Regions from separate parts of the Homo sapiens genome. Here region 2 is linked to region 1. The links are chromatin contacts, found by Hi-C or POLR2A ChIA-PET in ENCODE. All regions are on one chromosome and are shown on one strand. Each heading gives the region's core, a stretch centred on a gene start or an enhancer-like site at or near the end of the contact. The rest is flanking DNA. Distances are from core to core; before and after follow the strand shown. Region 1 overlaps HABP2 (hyaluronan binding protein 2). Region 2 overlaps NRAP (nebulin related anchoring protein).

Region 1 (3,238 bases), core at 519-3,018:
CTGGATTAAATATAGGACAAAATAGACTTGATGTATGTGCACCCCACCCACAAGGAGATTACACTGTAAATCAGTAAGACTCAGAGACTCGGGATCCTTTTCTCCCTGCCTTCCTCACTAACCAACCTTAACCTGGGAGGACACCAGACTTTGAGACTCTGGTGGCTTAGGGAGTTTAACATTGCTAAGGGCCTGCTCCTAACCTTGAAGTCAGTGTCCTGAGCCAGGGATCCATTGAGAAAGCCCAAGTGCGGAGTAGAATAAACAGTCGTTGGATCTAGAATGGTCTTGCTAAATATACTACAAAGCAGCTACCTTACCATGTGCAGAAGCAGCAGCGTCCACCCTTTAAGAGAAGACGGGTCAGCTGGGACCATGTGCTATTTTAGCCCTGTTGAAACTAGGAATGGATGTGGTGGGAGAAGTGGGCAGTGGCTTACGTGCCTTTTGATCTGAGTGAAGATGTTTGTTAAGATGTGTTTACCGCAGTAGGCTGGCCAAGGCTCAATCTGACTTTTGTACTTTCTCCAGCTGTCACTGGGGCCAAGTAGGCCCTCTCTGTGGCCTGCCAGGCCTAGGCCAGATTGGATAAGCTTTTTTTTTTTTTTTTTTTTTAAGACAGAGTCTCATTCTTTCACCCAAGCTGGAGTGCAGTGGCACGATCTCTGCTCACTGCAGCCTCCACTTCTCAGGTTCAAGCGATTCTTGTGCCTCAGCCACCCGAGTAGCTGGGACTACAGGCTCCTGCCCTCACGCCTGGCTAATTTTTGTATTTTTAGTAGAGATGGGGTTTTGCCATGTTGGCCAAGCTGGTCTCCAACTCCTGGCCTCAAGTGATCTGCCCACCTCGGCCTCCCAAAGTGTTGGGATTACAGGCGTAAGCCACTGCGCCCGGCCCACAGATAAGCCTTTTTATAAAGCATTCCAAGAACAGTGCCCCTGATTTTGAACCTAGCTCAACACCTGCCTCTCAAGGTTAATGAGCTTTTCTGTTTCTTTCTCCTCCATCCTTGCTTTATTACTGTGTACACGTGGCAGCTTCCTGGTCCCTCACAATGGTGACTAAGAGCAAGGACTCTGATGTGAGACTGACAGTCTCCTGTTCTGGCTCCAGCATTTCCTAGTTAAGTTATTTTAGACAACTTAATATCTGAAAACCTCAGTTTTGTCACCTCTAAATTGGATATAATCATAATACCTAAATTATGAAGTATTGTGTGCAACAAACAAGACAAAATGTCCGTAAAATATTTAACACAGTTGATGGCACATTGTCAGCTCTAAAGGAATGTGAACTGAGATAACAGTTTTCTCCCTAGTTATCTCTTCCTCCTACTCTTCCATCGATCTTTCTCTTTGAATGTGCAAGTCTCAGGAGTAAGGGTTCTTCTATCATTTTCTTGTCTCTGGGAGAAGAGATAATGGAATGATGGAATGAAAGGAGGCAAATACTGTGTCCACCCTTCCCACCTACCATCATCCAGGTTAGTTTCAGGGATCCGGATATAGGCATAAGTAATTGACTATCAGCCTGGACTTTCCCATACGGTCCCTAAATATCCAGCCAGGTGTTCGGACTACCAGTTTCCACATTGCACCACGGCCCCTCTCTGTGGGTGGACACTGTGAGTCACAAAATGAGTGACTTGCTTCAGATTCCGGCGACCCCCTGACAGGCAGCCCAAGCTGCACATCGGCTTCAGGCTCCCCGAGAGCCCAGCCCAGGAAGTCTCGGCTTTCTTTTTGTTTGGTTTCCCTCCGAGCGCCAGCTCCTAGGAAGGGCACGTCTGCCACCTGCTGGCTGTAGGCAGCATGGCACCCGGCTGTCCCTCAGGCTCCAGCTGGAGCCAGGATGCGCAATGCTGGCCCAGGTGCAGGTCCTGGAGGGCCCTTCCTTGCTGGACCCCGAGGAAGGATGTCCCTCAAAGTCTTCTGCCCACTTCTTAGGACATGGCCCACCCTGTTCGGCTCAAAGAGAAGAATTCGTAGGGAATCTCCAAAGGACTGGGTGGAGACAGGTCTAGACAGACAGGCCCTGCCCTGAGAAAGGCAAGGCAGGGAGCAAAGACCAGGACCAAGGCCCAGATGACTGGGGGTGATGAGGGCGAGATTGAAGAAGGGGTAACCTTTGTCCTTGAAGTCTTAGTGTATTAGTCCATTCTCATGCTGCTAATAAAGACATACCCAAGACTGGGTAATTTATAAAGAAAAAGAGGTTTAATAGACTCACAGTTCCACATGGCTGGGGAGGCCTCACAATCATGGCAGAAGGTGAAAGACACGTCTTACATGGTGGCAGGCAAAACAGTGTATGCAGGGGAACTGCGCATTATAAAACCATCAGATCTCCTGAGACTTAATCACTATCATGAGAACAGCACAGGAAAAACACACCCCCATGATTCAATTACCTCCCACATGGTCCCTCCTATGACACATGGGAATTATGGGAGCTACAATTCAAGATGAGATTTGGGTAGGGACACAGCCAAACCATATTAGGGTCCCCTCATGGCACCTCTCTGGCACTCAACCCCAGAGGTACCCATTTCTGGCAATCCTTCACCCTAAGCCCAGGAGCACCCCTAAGGCCTAAGCTGCCCTTCCTCTGCCAGGCCTCCCCACTGCCAACCCCCACCCTCAGCCCCAAACAGAACACCTGTCCCATCTCACTGCCTGCAGAAACAGGGTGTGGGGGAGGTGGTTAGCCAGGAAGTCATTAGACAGAGGCACAGTCCCCGATAACAAATGACCTCTCTTCCTTTTTTTGCATTCCTTTCCCCTCACCAACATGTTATTTTGTAATTTTTTAAACCTACAGAAAAGTGGGAAGAATAATGCAATGAATATTCTTCATCCAGATAGATGCCACAATTGTTAACATGTCGTTATGGTTGCTGTGTCTCTCATTCTCCTGTGTGTATAGTTGTTTTGTTTGTTTGTTTGCTGAATCATTTGCAAGTAAATTGTAGACATCACTCTACCTCACCACGCATCTCTCTCTTTTGTTTTTTTCTTAGATGGAGTCTCGCTCTGTAGCCCAGGCTGGAGTGCAGTGGCACAATCTTGGCTCGCTGCAAGCTCTGCCTCCTGGGCTCACCCCATTCTCCTGCCTCAGCCTCCCGAGTAGCTAGGACTACAGGCCCCCGCTGCCACATCCAGCTAATTTTTTGTACTTTTAGTGGAGACGGGGTTTCACTGTTAGCCAGGATGGTCTTGATCTCCTGACCTTGTGATC
Region 2 (3,146 bases), core at 510-3,009, 49 kb after region 1:
AAAGTTCAGGTCTGACCGGTACAAATTCTAGAAGAAATAATAAATACAAAGAATCAGAAAAGCCAAGCTCTCAGAACAGGGAAGCAAAGCAAAACCAGAGGTCTCATGACACAGCATCTGACAGCGTCATAATTAGAACTCAAGGCTGAACCCGTCCCTCCGGATATATTAAACTCAGCCAACGCACAAACACTTCTTGGTAAATGCTCACTAGGGGGGAAGCAATGTAGGTCAGAAGAAAATAATTCTGCTGTCACTTGTCTCAGAGTAGCTGTTCCACAGAAGCGAGACAGATTTTTATTTTAATGTGGGCTATCAAAAAATAAACACTGAAGCGGATTGTGGTTAGAAAGTCAGTTGTCTTGGGGCAAATGTGGAAATGGTCTAACAGGTCTTCTAAAACAAAACTCAGCAGCAGCGGGTGGCATTAATTAATCATGGGTTAAGAAAGAACTAATAAATAAATCCAAAAGAATCTGGCAAAGGCCTGCCTGAGTTCGTGTGGGTGGGGGCCAGTCTGTGTACCTGAATGATTCGGGCTGACAGTTTAAAGAGTTCCCACATTCACTCCCCTTCAGCCAGTGAGGCGCCCCCTGGGCGTCCTGCCTTCCAATCGCTATCACAACCAGAGGCAGGGCAAGTGAGGGCTCCGCTCAAGTGACAAACGGGCCCCCGAGATGAGCGTGGCAGCTCCCTCGTTCCTACAGCTGCTCTCAGGTTCCTGACAGTTTATGTCATTCAGTAAACGCTGTACACAGGCGTAAAATCCAAACAGACGACAGACACCCAGATCTGAGTGCCGCTCAGATCGCAGGCACTGCCAAACCAGGAAAGAGGTTTTGTGCGGAGTTTTCTTTTCCTAAGCGGGCCCATTACCTGCAAATCTCATAGCATGGAAACCTAGCAAGCTGGGAAATAAGGTGAGTAGTGAACAGGATGTGGATGCCTGTTGGGAAGAACACTCTGGCTCTCCTTGGGAGTGAGGAAGTCTCCAATGCTTCCTGACCCTCCTGGGCCTGTCTGCTTCAGAAATCGGGATCACGAGTGAGAAATGCATGTCAGAGGAGTACAAAGACTCCTCAAAGGGACCCAAGGAGGGTCTCCAGGGCCCTGATTTCCCTCTCCACTCCCTGAAGTGCGTCAGTCCTGACAGGTTCTGAGCAGCCTCTCCCAACAGATCTTAGCCCTCCTCAGAAGGCGGGTGGCACAGGAACGCATGAAGCACCAAGAGGAATCCTTCCTGAGACTTGAGGCCAGAGGCAATATCATTGGCAAATCTTAAACATGCACAACCATGAACCTTGAGGGCATCTTTGTCATTCAAACCTCAAGTTCAAATCCCAGCCCTCTCTTTCTAACTATAGCTGTGTGATCTTGGACAAGATATTTAACTTCTCTGCATTTCACTGTAATTTCTCTGTAAAATGAGAATAAACTAATGATATGGGCTGATTGTGAGATAATGCATAAAACAATGCTTAGAGTGCAGCAAAAAATAATAAATTGTGGTTATGATTAGATTTGTGTAACTGTGCTTAAGGGATGTGCAGGAACTCTCAGACTGGGTTTCAAAATAAGACTTGGGTTTAGGATTTCTCACTTCCAGAGATTTCACTGAGCCAACAGGAGCCTGGAGGTCACCACCCTGAGGTCCTAAGAGAAGAAGGGGCCCTGAGAAAGAGGCCAGGTCTCCTTACCTCACTCTGCAATTTGTGAGCTTTCTTGGCACAGCTCAGCCTCAGGTCTTCTGCCAAGGAAGTGTACTGGGGCAGTGGATGTTTGTAGTCCTGATTGCTGGCCAGGGTCTGAGCCTTCTTGGCATGCACCAGGGCGGCCATGTCCAACGGCAGATGGAACTGCGCCTTTGAGTGTTCAAAGCCTTTCTTGTAATTCACCTAGAGGGGCAGACAGAGCAACAGCAGCTATTTCAAAGCCACTATTTGCAACAGGACCATCAGGGAGGGCAACTGCAATGCAGTTGTCTGGAGGTAAGCCCAGGGGAAGTTCTTGGCAGGGCCAGTGCTCCTTTCTTGCAGAGACTGGCCTAATAACCAGGGCTTGTCTCTAGGCCCTGACACTTACCACCCCCAGCTCCTGGAGGTCATTGATCTGGATGAAGAAGGCCCATGGTTCCCTCATTTGAGGAACATACAAAAGTCCAAGGAACAGTAAATAATGTCAGTGATTCCCTTGCTCAAATCTTTAGATCTTTCTATTTTTCAGAGGCAAGAAGATGCATCGCTCCCTGCCCACCATATTTTTTCCCATCGCCCACTCAAGTTCAGACACGAGGGATTCTCCTCTCACACTAGCTTAGGAAGAGTTTCTTCAAAGCATTCAATGATTTTCCTAGCCAACGTGGGAGCCAGGAGCAGTGGGGAGGATGCTTGGAGAGTCAAGCCTCAGGGATAGGCATTCCCCAAAACCCAAAACACACCCTGGGAGAGGGAGGGGAAGACCCATTCCAGACCATAGATTCGACTATAGTCCTTGGAGGAGCTGTGTTTAAAGGTCTGGGAAACTCTGGGAATAATCAGATGCAGAATCACCACCTCTTCCTCATCCTCCTTTGTCCTTCCATTGTCTTTCATTGCTCTGGCCACCCCTCCCTGACCTCCTATCCCCACTTCCATTCATTCTGTCCTCACCCTAGCATAATGCCAAGGACAGTTCATATCCAACCTCATATTCTTAGGTCAGCAACTCAAGATGGAAAGGAAAAAAAAAAAGTTATGAATGGGGAAACTGGGGCAGAATACAAAATGGCAGAGAACACGTGAAGCTGTGGAAAGACCATGAGAGGTAGAGCTGGCTCCACGGCCTGGCTCTGCCCCTATGTAGCTGACCTTGGACAAGAGACTGAATCACTCAGAGTTTCTACTTCCCTATGAGAAAATAAGGAAGAATAACAAGATGGAGTTCCTAGAGATAGTCTGACAGTTAACTGAGACACTGTATATAAAAGCGTTTAGCCTCTGTAACATGCTGGATACAGATTTCATCACCAATGTTAGCCAACTCACATATGTGCAAGGAGACAGCACCTACACACATTTGCCAGCCTCCAGAGGGTCACAACCAACAATGACAGGGTCATTGCAAACTCAGACGCCTACAGGGGCCAGGCAGGTAGCATAAAGAAGTAA

The links. Hi-C counts contacts between places; a loop is a spot of excess contacts on that map. ChIA-PET counts read pairs that join two places held with the same protein, here RNA polymerase II (POLR2A). Pooled maps may share reads with other maps.
Region 2: POLR2A ChIA-PET joins it to region 1 with 16 read pairs in Panc1. The contact joins two enhancer-like sites. A Hi-C loop is called at or near these places in 1 of 50 pooled maps. POLR2A ChIA-PET finds 5 or more read pairs at or near these places in 3 of 52 experiments (BJ, Caco-2 and Panc1).

What each region holds. Positions count from the first base shown.
Region 1 is chr10:113,561,848-113,565,085 of GRCh38, forward strand. All of the region lies in intron 1 of HABP2 (hyaluronan binding protein 2), which reads left to right. Among named protein-coding and RNA genes, the nearest start is that of HABP2, 10 kb to the left of the region's middle. Within about 2 kb of position 1,769, at least 4 of the 41 ENCODE cell types and tissues checked have a DNase peak (open chromatin) inside an H3K27ac peak, as active enhancers do.
Region 2 is chr10:113,610,537-113,613,682 of GRCh38, forward strand. It overlaps NRAP (nebulin related anchoring protein), which reads right to left. Exons shown (of 42, transcript NM_198060.4): 30 at 1,698-1,895; 31 at 1-27. Among named protein-coding and RNA genes, the nearest start is that of NRAP, 52 kb to the right of the region's middle. RefSeq lists a silencer at 474-768. Within about 2 kb of position 1,760, at least 5 of the 41 ENCODE cell types and tissues checked have a DNase peak (open chromatin) inside an H3K27ac peak, as active enhancers do.